Regions from separate parts of the Homo sapiens genome. Here region 2 is linked to region 1. The links are chromatin loops, found by intact Hi-C in ENCODE. Cell type or tissue: sigmoid colon. All regions are shown on one strand.

Region 1 (8,000 bases):
TGTAATATGTGCAGGCTTTGCCATCATTTCTGATTAATAACAGCGGATAGCACATAATATAAATTTGGAGAATCTATATAATATTTTATAGTAAATTGTATACCAAAATGTTGAACATAGTACATTTTTAGTTATATTTTAAAGTACATTTTGAATGATGCTGAAACTTTTAAAAATAGGAAAACAGATTGATTACATACTGATTTAAAGAATTATATACCACTGACATGGTGATTATACTAGAAATATAAAGCAACTAAAGAGGTTTAAGTGAGTTTGTGAAAGGAATGTTCCCTGTAATTAGTTAGCATTTACAGCCTGGACCCTGAGGTATGATTCCACACAATAAGAACTCAAAAGACTATGGCTATGAGGTTTTTTTTCCATTTCCCCAAGTTCTAAGTATACCCTCTCTAATCAGGGAACTCAATGTCTCATTATAAATGCAACATAATATTGGACAAGATATTTGGAATTAAACAGTTTATACATGAAGAGTGTGAATAATTACCCTGGAGGGAAGGGAAACGTTTTGTTTCTTATTTTAAAAAAGTGATATTTTATGATGAAAAAAACTTACCCCATTGGGTGGAGAGGAAATCCACTCCAACTCTGTTTGTTGTGCTTTAGAATCCAGCAGTAGTACTGAAAAAGAAAGTTGTATTTCCATATGTTACATGAAACACTTACGCACACATGTAGACATTTTTAAGGTGAATCTTTTCATATAACTATCACTATATGACTTAAGATCTGTAGTTATTTATGTAAATCAATGGTGAAATGAACACCCTCCTGATACATGTATATTCCACTTCCTTAAAGGAAAAAAGATATTAAGACACCAATATTATATTTGGTATGCTTTAATTACAATATTAAATCTTAAAATGCAATATTAGAATGAGGGTAGAAATTTTATATGTGATACATTAATTCCACAGTAATTATATATTACGGTTTTGTAAACCATTGAGCTGTTCAAATTTGTCAAATACAATAACATGAACATAATAAGGTATAATTCCTATATTACTCTTGATCCAGTCATTAATTTGTAACATTCTGCCAGCAGTATTTTCTATTGTCTTTTGAGAATTGGAGTTTATCTTTTAAAAAATCTTTCCACATACAGTGTCGTTAAGCTAAAATGAATACAGAAATGTTAAAAACTGTTAAGCAATGTTATCAGAAAACCAAATTGCCTATTATTTGCAAGATTTTATTCAGGTTAGTCAAGCATCAGTTTTTTCAGCATTTTTTTTAATTTCTTAATTTTCAAAGTGATAGATAATTCTCAAAATGGTATCAACTCTGACTTCTAATCACTTGTATTTCACTTTTATGCTATCAAAAAGCATAATGCGATTAATTTAAAATGTATATAAAGTGTTATAAATGCTCCTGATACTATCAGTATGAGAATGCATTAGAATGTTATATATTAATACACATAATATTTCTATTTGATATATTTTATTTCTTTTTTGGACAATTACTCTTCTAAAGCACTCACTCTTTTGGTCAAACTGGTTTCAGAGTTACATAAGTTTTTGCACTTTAAAAATATTTATCTGACTCTACACCATTTTGACAAATGCATCAATTTGTCCAGAAATAATAGTGAATAAATTTTAAGTATGTCAATAGGCTTAACATCAGCCTCAGAAAAATGTTAAAATTTTTACTTAAAATACATGCTTATATGAACTTTTAATAATTATACAACTCAATCACTAGGGATAAAATATGTATTTGAAAGACAAAAATGTGTTATGATAAGAAAACAAAGGAACAACTGATTATCTGTTTAAAGGAACAGTTGATTATGTGTTTAATTCCTTCACACTAGTCAAAGTTACTCACTGTAAATGAAAATAGATATAGAGACCCAGGATTTTTGTTTTGTTGTTGTTGTTGTTTCTTTGTTTAGTGTTTTACACTTAAGACTCTCAGGGAGACTGACAGGAAAAAAAAAAACTTGATCAGAAACATTTGACTCCCTTTCAAATGAGAAACACACCCACAACACTTTCAAAATGCCAATTTGAATTTCAACTTGTAACATCGATAAATCGTTGGACTAGCGAATTTATATAAAAAGTAATTTTTAAAGTTTATTTTTATCCTCAACAACAGACATGAAGCACAGGGAAACAAGGTGGGTGGTCAGGTACTCTACTCTTTTTGAGATGCTTTCTTAATTTTTATTTTATTTTTCTTGTGTGCTGAATATAGACAACAGGATTTTAAATGCAGGTGACCTTCTTGGGTCATTTCTGAGAGTGAAATAAACATTGCGAGATTACTGTTTATTGCCATTCTGCTACCCCTCAGCTCAGCCTGGGGGTGGAAGCAAGGGACCTAAGCAGACAGCAGTGATGGCCAAGTTAAGAGAGAAACAAACTAACAAATTAAAACAAAACAGAACCCGGCCCGAGAACGTTTAATCGGAAGCCGCTCTCAAGTGATCCGTGCGTCTCTCTTCTGCTCGGTCCGCTCTCTGGTTAAACCCTCAAAAGAGCGCGTATCCCTTCCCGCTCGGAGCAGAGTGCCGACCTCCCTTTGCGCCCGCGGAGGCGCAGTCCCTCGGCTCACCCGGACGCTGGGGGCCAGGCCTAGGACTCCAGGGCTCCGCGCCCCGGAGTCCTGTGGGCCAACAGGTGATGGGAGAGGGGCTAGACTGGGGGCGCGCCCTGACAGACCCAGGCAACGACCGCGCGGGCAAAGGCTGGCGTCCCGGGGCTGGGGCGGGGCCGTCGGAGGGGCGGGGCGGGGGCTGCCAGACGGGCGCGCCAGCCGCGCCAAGCATCCATTACGCCTCTGCCAGACCTGGGCACTCCAGGGAGCCGGTGGCGCCCTCGCTCGAGAAGGAGTCGGGAAGAGGAGAGTGGCTTTCGGGAAGAGGAGAGTGGCTTTCGGGAAGCATCTCCTCTGAGGAAGAGGCGGCGGCGGCGGCGGCATTTACGGAGAGAAAAAGTAAGCAGCTGCACTTTGCCTTCAAGCGTCAGACTCTGACACGCGCTCCCTGTAGCGATGATAACTGACCAACCCGAGAGAACGTGCACAAGGAAAGTGAGGGAAGGGGGTTTCTTATCTTCCTCTAGCCACCCCCAAATGCCCCAGGAGGCCCGGCACCTGCTTCAAGCGGTTCCCAGCGCTAGCCCTTGGGTACTGCGGGCCGCCTCGGGGCTTGTGAACTCCTAGAACGCCAGCTCTTGGTCGCCGCTGCGCCCTAGAGGCGTCGCCGCCTAGAAGCCGGGCGCACTCGCCGCCCGCCAGCCACAGATCACCACCCTCCCTCCCATCACCCCCGCGCCTTTTATACATCACACTTCTGCATCTAAAGAATTCAGGCTCTTAGAATCAGAATCCTCTTCACGTAGCTTGCACCCAGAAGAGCAAAGAGAACTAGACATTCTGGCTGCAGGAACCTCTCCCCCTAGTGATGCAGTTATTTATAGCCCAAACTCCAGCCCGAGTCTGCGTGTGTTCGCGCGCGGGGTTTCGCCGCGGCGGTGCAAACTTTTCCTCTGGTCCGCTATTCCAGAGGAATCACAGTATGCCAGGGCTGAAGGTTTCTGATCGCTAACGTCAGGGGAGTAGAAATGTGGTTTTGGAGGGGATGAGCGTGCGTTTCTAGCAGATGTCCGTCCTTCTGCAAACGCGTAACCGCCAGCTTGGAGGCACGGGGTTCTCTGAATGGGTTCAGCATCTATACAGGTTGCAGATGTGGAAAGTGGGGTCAGAAGGTCAGGCTGAAAGAAGGACTAGAATTTGGCGCCGGGTTTGAGGGGGGCTTGAGCGAACTAAGAGGAGTGCACGATGAGAATAAAGAAAAGGTGCACTAAGTTTTCAGAAATAGATGAATCAAGGACCTATATGTAAGTCCCCTCAACACCCCGCCCGATAACCACCATGACCTAAATTTCATAACAGATTCCTCTCCCTCTACACATCAGGAATAAGTAATTATTTCTCTTCTGCTTTTAACAGATCGAAAAATGAAACTTAGATACACAGCCTGAAAGACCAGGGGGGCGACGGGATGAGGGGGGTTGGGGATGGGATTGTGACACTGCTCAAAAGCAAGAGACTTCCATTGACAGGGTTTATTTTTCCCCAGCTCCAACTACAGGCACCGAAAGGTATTTTACCTTCTGTCAAAGGTTCAAAGAAGGAAAACATAACCATATACAGGCGTATCTGTAACAGCTTGCCAAATAAAACCTGCCTTCTCCTACCAGAACCAACCCTCAGGGTTCAGGTCTTTGGCAAGGATTGGGCACTCGGATTCCTCAATTGCTGCACTATGGGGCAAATAATTGGGGACTTTGAGTCGCCCAGGCGGCATCCTTACAAATTGCACAGCTCCAGCCCGCCCCCTGCCTCCACGGCCCGACCAAGCCCGCTGGGCTGCCGCTGCCCCCATGACCGCTGGGCCCGACGCGCAGCGCGCGCTGAATGGAGACATCCCCGGCCCTCGGGTCGCGCGCCGCACGCCGCGCTTCACCTCCGCGGCGTTATTGTTCCGTGCTGGCGGCCGAGCGCCAACCGCAGGACCGCGCCGCCGCCTCCGACGCAGTGAGCACTTCATTAGTAACCCGAGCTTTCCGAGCTCATCGAAGTCTCGGTCCCTCTGGGAAGGCTCCGGGCTCCCGCCACTCGCCGGCGGGCTGGCGGAGACGGTAGGGGCTGCATTTCCCAGTCTCCAACCCAACTCTGGCCGCAGCTCCCACAGAAGGCGAATAAGGAGACAAGGAAGACCGAGCTAGAGAGAGATGTGACCCGCCTGAGGTACTAAGAAATAAGCTCGCCGGCAGTTCCTCCAACCCCACCCCACCCCCGTTGCTGCTCACGCCCTCCAGACTGCCCGCGCCAGAAATCCCGCACCCGTCGGATGGACGGCTCCGGGCACAGGGCTGTAGGCGGCTCGGAACAGCCCTGGTTCGCGCTCGCTGGTCCGCCAGGAGCGGCCTCAGCGGTGAGGGGGCGGGGAGCCGGCGGGGGAGGGTCGCCCGGCGCCGGAGGCGCGGCCGGCAGCGCCGCGGACGAGCTGGCTTGTGCAGGTAGACATCTAAATAAATAAGTCAGAACAAACTTTGCTTTCCCATCACCTTACCTTCCTTCGCAGCCTGCGCCTCCCCTGTGTGTGCAAAGCGGAGCAGCCAGATGTAGCATAAAATAATCCATGAAGGGTACCGAGTTTGAAAAACCATGGTGCATGAGCAGGTTTTATTTTAGGTTTCAGTTATCTTGAGTCGTGGATTTTTAAATGCTGTTTGTTCCGAAGTAGCTTTTGTTTTATTGTGCTCCTTGCATCGATTCCCCTTCTCGGTCCCCGATCGGCTGCTCCACGTTTAGCTTTTTTTAATTTCCCCCCCACTCCTGTTCGCTCGCACCGTGTTTGCTGCCTGCAAGTCTCCGACTGCAGACCGGCCGCTTGCTCCACACTCCAATAATATCAATTAGGGGGGGAGGGGGCGGGGCTCCGAGCTGAGAGCCTCCGCCACTCGGGCTGAGTGGCAGGCACAGCCGGCCTGCCAGGAGGCGATTCCCAGGGCCAAGGGGCGGGTCCCGGCGAAATGGCCGCCCCGGCCACGGGGGCGGGGTCCGAGGCAGGAGCCAATCGGTGCCGAGCGGAGTCAGGTTGCTGGTCCAGGATTCCCTCCAGGTTCTGAGCTCGCGCTGGATGTTCAGAGGAGAACGAGGATGGTAGCCGAGGTGTGTGCTGCTTTGGACGCTCTGCTTTTAGCAACCGCAGCTTTCGCGTAGCAGAATAAATCCGAGAATAACGCTCCCAACTTACACTCTTTTCTATAGCTGTACTCCGCGCGATCTTTTAGAAACCAGAGGCGAAGCAAGCCTTCTCTCAGCTACCAAGCACGGAGCCCGGACAGTGAAATGAGCTGTGCCTTTAAGTAAAGTGTGTTTTACTTTTTTGTTGTTAGAACCTCCGCGGGCTGGGTAACTTTGTTTTTTGCCTTTTTGAAAAGTTTCTACTTCTCTTTTTCTGTTACTCCAAGAGCCGTCAGTTTTAGGTACCACCCACCACAATCCCTGAAAGAATAAAGTAACCAAGTGTATTATGTTTAAACAATGTTTCCAAGAGTTTGCAACAAGCTCTGGCAAAAGAAACAGAGGAAAAGGGAGTGGGAAAGGAAGTCTTTTGTTTTAAGCGCCCCTTCTCCTCCGCCCTGTCTTTTCACCATAGTTTGTTGAGCGAAGTGAGACATTAGGAGAGAACCTTCTGATGGTTGCGTATCGTTTTTTTACGCGTTTATCATTTTCTAAGGTTTTCCTTGGATTGCCTCCACTTTGATAGTTTTCCATTTCGCTGCATAAATTACACTGAATTTTAAAGAATGCCACTACGTATTAAATTCATAAAGCAAGACCTTTCTCTTCGCAAGTATTTACCATTTTCAGGAATTATTCAATGCTTATCTTTCAAAGAGAAACTAAGAATAAAAAAAGTCATAACCAATATCTCCAGTTGAATTCATTCAACCCGAACGGCAAGGAAGGCTGCGTAGAGAAATCTGTTTTCCATTAGGCAGTTTCGGACACTTTGTATTCAAGAGGTAGGTAATAAGAGGAAGAACTTTAAAATTTTAATTGCCAAATCTTCAATTTCAAAGGTCACACAGAGTAACTTGATCACATGTTTAAGATGAATTTCTTTTTTTGTCCTATAATTTCTTCCTTTAAAAATATTTCTCAGTCATTTATGATTTCCTTTTATTTCCGATAGATCCAAAGTTTGATCTCACATAAGGCTCCAAACTTTTTCCAACCTTTCTATCTGGAAATATAAAGTAAATTGAGTTGTTTCTGCTTTTTATAGTAGGGAGTTCTCTAAGATGACAACCCCCAGATATTTATTTGTATTTTATGTTAAATTGTCTCCTGTAGTTTTTATTTGCCTAATAAAATAACATGGAAGAGAGATATGAAATTTATTCTTTAAACCTCTTTGATTCTGTAGTTTCTGAAACATTTCTTCAATGTTACATATTCCTAGCCATTATGCCTATTTAATATTTTAGAAAGTGTATCAAAAAGCATCTTCAGTGTCCCTTAAAGGATGCATAGAAAATGTAAATGCGTAATAGATTAACCTTAGAAAGAGACAAAAAAAAATATGGGGAGAACACACTTGTTATAGAGGAGATGAAGCTTTATTTACACAAATAGATGATTTAAGGATGAAACTTGTAAACTAAAACATAAGAGTTAAAAACATAAATCCCTGCACTTAGTCTTTAGAACTCACAGAACTACAAACTTACAAATATTAAACCACTTCTAATAGTTAAAACGAATTCTCCAGGATTTCAACACTTTCCCCAGGGTCTCATCCCCACTTCTTAAAATGACACCAAGGTGGCCTTTAAAGTTTAAAATATTCCTTTCATCTATTGAATGACTAATACTCAATGATGTGAATACAAATACTTTTCCATTAAAACCAGGAAACCAAAGAAGTAACATCCTTCACTCCTCTGATGAGTGTAGGTGGTATAGTGAGTCCTCTTTTTGTGTCCCTTCTCTCTGTCAGACACAGGGGCATGTGTAACTTTACTCTTATTTTTAGAGACAAGAAGCTTCACATTAAATGCACATGTGCCAGGCTGCTGACAGTTCTCCCTGCATAGCTGCACAGTGATACTGATTTTTAGGTTTTTCAAACTTCTCTTCTTTCTTTTGTAGTATCTAGATATATTGACAAAGAATTCGGAGCATTTAAATAAAAATAAATGACAGTCAAGAAGACAGTGTTCAGCATACAGTATATGATTAATATATAAATTTACACTCGACTGTATTTGACTAATGATAAAGCATATAGACCTATTTGTACATGAAGCCACTGACATAAAAATTATCAGTATACAAAACTTTCTCATTTTAAAATAACATAATGGTGAACTTCCTCACACCATTACAATTTATTTTAGCTTCATTTTATGATTTAAGCATATTATTTCTAATCAATT
Region 2 (8,000 bases), 150 kb after region 1:
TTTTTGGCATTATTGAAATAACTCTTTCTTTAGTGGACTTTTTCCTAAATTGGTGAATTTAAATTATTTAGTATCATTCTTAATATGGTGAAATTGATAATTTTATATCACATTTTCTACTTATTTTTCTTTCCTTTAAATCTCAAATCACAGGGTTGCCATTTTGAGAGAGTAATCTACTTGTACATTCCTGTATATTTGAAATTGAGAGCTGAAATTTTTTGAGAATTTCCCAAAATATTCCACCTTGCCAGATAACCACTTTGTTAGCTGCTCGGGATTAGTGTTAATATGGAAAGTTCAAATAGGAACCAATGAGAGAATTAAAGGCAGACCATTATAATTGTTATGACACCTTTTGAATTTTCTGATGAAAGCTGAGTGATGTCAATCCATATGCCAGTTTTTCTTCTTTCACTTATGCCACACCGACAGAATTATTTCACTGTTTATTAGCAATATGCAACAATATGCAAATTAGAGTACAGAGAAAAGAGAAATAGAGGCGGGAGAGAGAGAGAGAGAGAAATTTACAGATCTGTATTCCTATACCTATCTTTTACATGGCATATTTTCTGGTAAAATGTGTCCAGCAGCTACCTGGCTCTTCTATACATCATTAGTGAGAAAAGTAATCCTTTTCTCAAAGAAAAGAAAAATTGGGAGGGATTGAATTGAAATCTGAAAAGAGGAATAAAATGTCTTAATCTGATACTTCCCTCTTGTTGAGAAAAGCAGAAATTACCTTTCCATTAGAGTTTGATGGAATAATACATAATACCCCAATGCATGAATTTCTCACCTAATGGTGACTTTTGTTTTAGAGGGCTATTCATTTGCTCGTTTAATGATGCTTCTCAAACTTGAATGTGCATACAGATTACATGCAGATCTTGTGAAATGTGGATTTGATTCAGTTGGTTTCGGGTGGAGTTTGAGATTCTGCATTTCTAATAAATTCCCAGGTGAAATCAGTCCATGGACTATATTTTAGTAGCAAGAGTTTAGAATATCTGACATTTTGTAAGACTCTCTTTGCTACTGTGGAATACATGCAGACACTGTTCTCAAGGAGCCTACACTATATTCGAAGAGAAAAGTCAACCCATGTGTAAAAATAGCTCATGCATTAATAAAATTAATAGCAATTAGTACATTGAGGAGGTGTAGACAGGGCTGGCTTCATGAGCATATGACGTGTGCAGTCTCACAGGGCCGTGTGCTTAGAAGGGCCTACATTTGGTTTAATGCTCTGCTGTTGTTGTCTGGAAATTGATTTTTCTTAATTATACTTTAAGTTCTGGGATACATGTGCAGAATGTGCAGGTTTGTTACAGAGGTATACACGTGCCATGGTGGTTTGCTGCACACATCAACCTGTCATCTACATTAGGTATTTCTCCTAATGCTATCCCTCCCCTTGCCCCCCCACCCCACAACAGGCTGGGTGTGTGATGTTCCCCTGCCTGTGTCCATGTGTTCTCCTTGTTCAACTCCCACTTATGAGTGAGAACATGTGGTGTTTGATTTTTTGTTCCTGTGTTAGTTTGCTGGGAATGATGGTTTCCAGCTTCATCCATGTCCCTGCAAAAGACATGAACTCATCCCTTTTATGGCTGCTTAGTATTCCATGGTGTATATGTGCCACATTTTCTTTATCCAGCCTATCACTGATGGGCATTTTGGTTGGTTCCAAGTCTTTGCTATTATGAATAGTGCTGCAATAAACATGTGTGCCTGTGTCTTTGTAGCAGAATAATTTATACTCCTTGGGGTATATACCCAGTATGGGATTGCTGGGTCAAATGGTATTTCTGGTTCTAGATCCTTGAGGAATCGCCACACTGTCTTCCACAATGGTTGAACTAATTTACACTCCCACCGCCAGTGTAAAAGCTTTCCTATTTCTCCACATCGTCTCCAGCATCTGTTGTTTCTTGAATTTTTAATGATCGCCATTCTACCTGGTGTGAGATGGAAATTCTTACTACATTTTGAACAAGGGGCATTTCATTTTCATTTTGTCCTGGAACCCACAAATTACGTAACTGTTCCTGGGTACCAATAAGGTTGTATGAAACATTAAAGAGTGAAGTCGGCCGGGCGCGGTGGCTCACGCCTGTAATCCCAGCACTTTGGGAGGCCAAGGCGGGCGGACCACGAGGTCAGGAGATCGCGACCATCCTGGCTAACACAGTGAAACCCCGTCTCTACTGAAAATACAAAAAAAATTAGCCTTGCATGGTGGCGGGCACCTGTAGTGCCAGCTACTGGGGAGACTGAGACAGGAGAATGGCGTGAACCCGGGAGGCGGAGCTTGCAGGGAGCCAAGATCGCGCCACTGCACTCCAGCCTGGGCGACAGAGCGAGACTTCGTCTCAAAAAAAAAAAAAAAAAAAAAAAAAAGAGTGAAGTCACCTTTCACTGAAAGAAATAATACATAGTTTCCAAATGAAGAAGCATTTGAACCGTGCCTTGAAGAATGGGCAAAATTTGAACGGAGATACGTGTAGTTAAGTAACGTGGGGAAAGCAATGTGAGCAGAGAGATTGTTATGATCAAAGAAATCAAGACTAAAATAATCACATGTGGGAGGAATGGTACAGAGTTTATTCTAACTGGAACATCAAGTGCTGAGCACGTAAGTGTTGAATACATTTTTGATGACTGATGTTCTGCTGAATGCGTTTCCCAGAGATTAACATACTGTCTGTATTGCTAACCTAGAAGAAAGAATGATACCCCCGCAACTGTAGCAAGTACTGTGACCTGTGATTTTAGAGGTTCAGAAGTGGAGATGCATGAGAGTAAAGATGCAAATAAGGTTCGTTAACAGATATGTCTACCAGTCCTAAAAAATCGTAGGCTCTTTAACTTGTTACCTAATCTACTTAAGTGATTGGGAATAGGGTGATGATTTTCATTTCACTAAAACATTGTGGTTTAGTTTCCATCCATCTAGAATAATTTTGTTTTATGGTTTGAACATTTTAAGGAACCTCATCAAAACAAACAAAACAACATGTTGCCTTTGGACAGAATTAGAAACTAAGGTTAAACCTTTACTACAATATGTAATTTTAAAAACAGACCTATGGCTATGATCCATATAGGAATGACCATTCATATTACATGTGGAGAAACTCATGCATTAGAGTACGAGAGGATCAAAATAATCACACTTTTTGCAAATTTTTCTCCTTATTAGAAGTGAATAACAAACGTAAGTTTTTATTTGTCTCTTTTTGTACAAATGAGGCTAGAGCTTTGAAATAAATTTACTTGGGGAAGGCACACAACTTGCTAAGGCTTATCTTTCTGCTTTAAAATTAGTGTGTGGTGTCCAAACCGACAGCTGGGGAAGTTTGCATCCCTGGGCTGCAGTGCTGCTTGGCCCCACTGCTCTTTAGGCCTCTCTGAACTTTTCCTGTGATCTCATTCTCAGTGTCTTTCTCCTCCATCCCTACAGGGACAGATTAACTGGACAGGAAAAGAGAATGCCCTGGGCATAGTCACCCAGCTGTTTCCCACTTGAGTTATTGAACCTACGGGCGACAGTGTTTATTATGTCGCCACCACAATACTATCTCCAGGGCCAGCTCTGTGCCAAGGCTCCCCTTGAAACCAAGAACAGACGAGACAGGCATAACTCATGGTGGCTCTCCCAGTGATGAAATATGCCCCTGGTCCCTATATCCCCTCTGCTGGCTACCCTATAGGTACTTCTGCCTGGAATGATTAGGCATTGCAGGAATATTTCATAAAAATCTTATGTAAACAAGACCTTGTGCTTTGCTTATGAGGTATTAATACAGTCTTTTTTTCCTTCCATTTCTTTCCATTTACAATTGCCATAATCACAATTATTTTTCCTATCCCTAAAATGACATATGAAAATGAGACCTTGAAAGGAAATCAAGTGCATCAAAAGCTTTTAAGAAAGCTGAAATGTTTAACCTTACAGTTTCTTCTTTCTTATTGAGGAAAATAAAACAAAACAAAACCCTAGACAAAATGAAGCAAACTTCTTTTTTAAATTTCAGAAACAAGAGTTGGTCCAAAAATTATGTCCCAAATCGATATTTACAATTGAACATGAAGTACTCTTGAATTATAATAAAGGTGAAAAAAGACATATTTAAAATGTTTATTTTTTTAATCTTGAATCTTCAATACAAAAGCAAATACTGTTTTTGTTTTCTATTGGTTAGTGCATTATCTATCCTGTCAACCAGACTTTGCTTATAAAGTATAAATGCAGATATAGGGTAAGTTTCAGAATAAACTACAAACTTGGTCATGTGGGTAAGCTTTTTCCTATATGATCTATATTGGGGATCTTCATTGCTTCCATTGAGATACTTTCTAAATATTATTTTCTTCTGTGTCACAGAGATTAAGTGAAATTTCCCAGTTAAGGAAACAGGTTAGCTTCGTGGTGCTGAGTCTCTTTGGCTTTTAAAATGAAATAAAACAGACCCACTTTGCAATGCTGTTGTTTGGATTGTCTTTGGTATGTTCTAAGGTACCTGGGATAGTCATTCTTCAGAAAGCACATTCCTTGCTGTGGAGATATTTGCCTGCACAGAGGACAGACTAACATCATTGTACTGGCAAGCCTCCACAGCCAGGCTGAAGTGTGAAGTGTTATAACTAATTGGGATGTTTCAGACAGAAAACCTATTAGCTAAGTAGTTAAAGGAATTGTGGGAGAGGGATTTCTTAGGTTATGCAATAATTACTTTCAATTTCATTTTGGCTATGAAAATGCACCAGTGGATACCAGACTTGTGTCACTTTGGCCTGAGTGAGCCAGCCAGCACTGTTGCCATAGTGAAAGATGTAGGAAATGTGTGCCCAACTAGAGTATGAGGATAGAGATTTTTATTTATGCTTAAATCTCTGTGCACATGTAGGTACTTTTTTCCTCTTACAATTAAACCTTTTTTATTTCAGGGACCGTAACCAAAAGAAATGTGTCTAAACGAAATAATTGCTAGGCTTAAAATAAAAATTTTAGCAAGATAATAAAGATGTTAGTGAGACAAAGCATGACATCATAAAAGGTAGCATTCCTAGTGGCTAATTTTTTTATTTCAATAGTAACCTCATACTTTCTAAGAATACATATAAAGGTATACAGAGATTAGAACATTTTGATGGTATAAGATACTACACATGAAGGAATGACCAGATTCATTTCTGAAAATCTGAGATTCCCACTCATAAAAAATAGAGTGGAGGGACTAAAAAGAAAATTAACCTAGAAATAAAAAAATACTCAACATTCTGTTAATAAGCCACTCAAAAAATACCGCATGTTATGTAATTCTACTTGTATAAAATGTCCAGAATAGATAAATCTATGAAGACCGAAAGTATGTTAGGTTTGATTAGGCCTGGGGAGAAGGTGGGGGAAGAAGCTGAAGGGCAATGGCTAGAGGGTACAGGCTTTCTCTTGGTGGTGATAAAAATTGTTAAAAATTTCTTGTGATGATATTTGCAAATTGTTTAAAATTTCTTGGCTGATATTTGCACATATCTGTGCATGTAATAAAAATCATTAAACTGTACATTTTACATGGGTAGATTATATGTATGTGGACTATTTCACCATAAAGATGATTCATAAAAAAAAAACTCTTGTACACTTTCTATTTAATCATCTACCATACATCTTATCTAAAGCAAAAATATTCCTGTAATTCTAAATGTTTAAATAGCCAATATGTCTGGGTATTTACCCAATTCTCCACTCCCAGGTGGGGCTGGCAAAAGTAGGTGGGGGGAAATGGGAGTGGCTCTTTCTCTGCAGGGCTGATTTTAGCCCAAACAGTTTTATGGACATCAAAGAGCACACCAAGACAACCAGAATGGAACAGCTGCAGACCTCCTTTGATCTCTGCCCAATGACCTCTTCATCACATTTAGTGTCCTTTTCAGTCTGGAATTATTTTTTGAATTCCTATTCCTTCTAGGAATTCCTTCTAGAAAGCTATTGCCTATAGACTAATGCTGGTTACCAAGACGTTTTCCACAAGCTGTAAACCTGTATTAATAAACATCTTCCTTGTGGAGAGTGTGTGTTCTTTATATCTATTTGGTATTGAGATATCTGGGTTATAAGTCTCTTTTTGACATAGCAACATTCCAATCTGTTATAATTGGGCTGCAATTAGAAAGATAATCTTGATAATTCAGAGCTTGTCATCTATGGGCTCTCTAGGTCTTTTGTTTCTTCAGTATTTAATCATTCCACTGATGTTGTTCCCTTTATAACATAAATTAGTTAGAGGAAAGTAATTCTCAAATCAGACTGTTAGCTACTAGTTCTAATTAAGAGATTGGTTGGAAAAAGCAGCCAAAATTAATAATTTAGATATTTTGATTTTTCATGTCCCCATATACTATAGAAAAATAATCATAATCATGGTTAGGATATTTATACAATTGTGGACCTTCTGTTCAGTATTCAGGCATTTTTTCTGGGATTTATTACTTCAAAAGTGTTTGTATGATTGACTTGATAGACGTTTTACTCAAACCCATTACATTCCATTTAACCCACCAAAAAATATATTAAGTACTGACTACAGAACAGACACTGAGCTAGGGTTCTTGTGTGAAACGTAAAGGGAGAATAAACAAACACACAGTAACAGGTAATCTTCCAGTGAAGCAGATTTATCTGCAACAACAACAACAACAACAACAACAACAACAACAAAATCAGATACAGAGAGGACATGTGCTATGCAATAAATAATTTAACAAATAGAAGATAAATGTATCCAAATTTATACATAGAGTTCTGGTTTAATGGAAATGGTAAAATGTGAGCAATGCAGTACTTTGCTGCCAAAATACGTTATCCTGATAGTATGTTGGAGACCTGAATAAATGTGTACATCTACTTATTCCCAAGCACATCTACATAAAATGAAGCAGTATGTGTGGATTTCTTGTGTTGTAATGTCAAATTATTTACCATGTCATTGCTTTGGAGAACATGTTATAGAAAAAACTGAATGTCCTCATATCCATTAACGTTTTGGTTCCTTTGTTTTTTGTTGCCATAAGCATTTATGGTAATATAGATAATCAGCAAGAGAAATGTGTTATTACACATTAACCAATGAAATCAAACAGTAAATACACTTAGTTCTCAATAATATAATGTCTTGTCCTAAAAGAGAATTAAAATGTGAATCATGTTGATCATTTTCCCTCCAGCAAATAACAGGTAGGCTTATAAAAATGCCCATTATGGTGGTCAAGAAACTGGCATGTTACTCTGTGAAGTCACTGTTCATTCTCCACTTATTCCTGGAAGCCTAGCAAAGTGAAGACTATCTATTATGTTCCAATGACTCACCTCTTCTCCTCTATAACATGCGGCACCCTTGCGATTCCTGGTCAAAGTTTGTTTTCGCTGCTAAATTGAAAACTCCATGAGCACAGGGCTTTCTTCACTATTGCATAGCAACAGTAAGGAATTAAATATTTCCTCAGTAAATGAACTAAGAAGAACCATGGTAGGGGATACAGAAAATTTAAAAGTATGACAAAATTACTTTAGTTTATATGTTTATTTAAGCAGTTGATGTAAATCTTCTCTTTTTGCCATAAATGTTCTTTGCAGACTCCTACTGAATATTATCCCACATTGCACAGTCTCACTGTGTTTACATGTCTGTTTCTTCCAGATCTTGCTCAAGCATATGACGAAAGAGTGCTTTGTAGAAGTGCAGCATTTAGAAGGGCATTTTCAGGGCTGGGATCTGGTAAATAGATTTGTGTTTGAATTTCTAGCACTTTGCACAATCATTGAATATGTAGTAAATACCAGTAAATACTTATTGACTTAATGAATGAATCAATGAATCTTTAAAATTCCAGACATTTTTGTCCTTTTGTGTCTACTAATTTTTTTATCTTACAATGAGCATGTTTCCAAAACAATTTGACATTGTGAGAATCATAAGGATTTTTGCCAAAGC

The links. Peaks named below come from ENCODE experiments on the same cell type or tissue, not always from the same donor. Only the 100,000 strongest peaks of a DNase experiment are listed, where the experiment ranks them.
Region 2: it touches region 1 in a loop (3-fold over the local background); 2 of 110 quality-filtered maps call a loop at or near these places.

The regions. Positions count from the first base shown.
Region 1 is chr6:93,414,123-93,422,122 of GRCh38, forward strand. It overlaps EPHA7 (EPH receptor A7), which reads right to left and starts at 5,437. Exons shown (of 17, transcript NM_004440.4): 1 at 5,123-5,437; 2 at 581-645. The coding sequence starts at 5,219. RefSeq lists a silencer at 5,485-5,684. In sigmoid colon, a CTCF peak has its summit at 4,233; DNase peaks (open chromatin) are centred at 3,039, 4,519, 4,909, 5,589 and 1 weaker place; H3K4me3 peaks cover 8,000 bases; H3K27ac peaks cover 637 bases; H3K27me3 peaks cover 2,171 bases.
Region 2 is chr6:93,563,832-93,571,831 of GRCh38, forward strand. All of the region lies in intron 3 of LOC105377899 (a long non-coding RNA gene), which reads left to right. Among named protein-coding and RNA genes, the nearest start is that of TSG1, 140 kb to the right of the region's middle. In sigmoid colon, no CTCF peak of the experiment used is centred here; no DNase peak of the experiment used is centred here.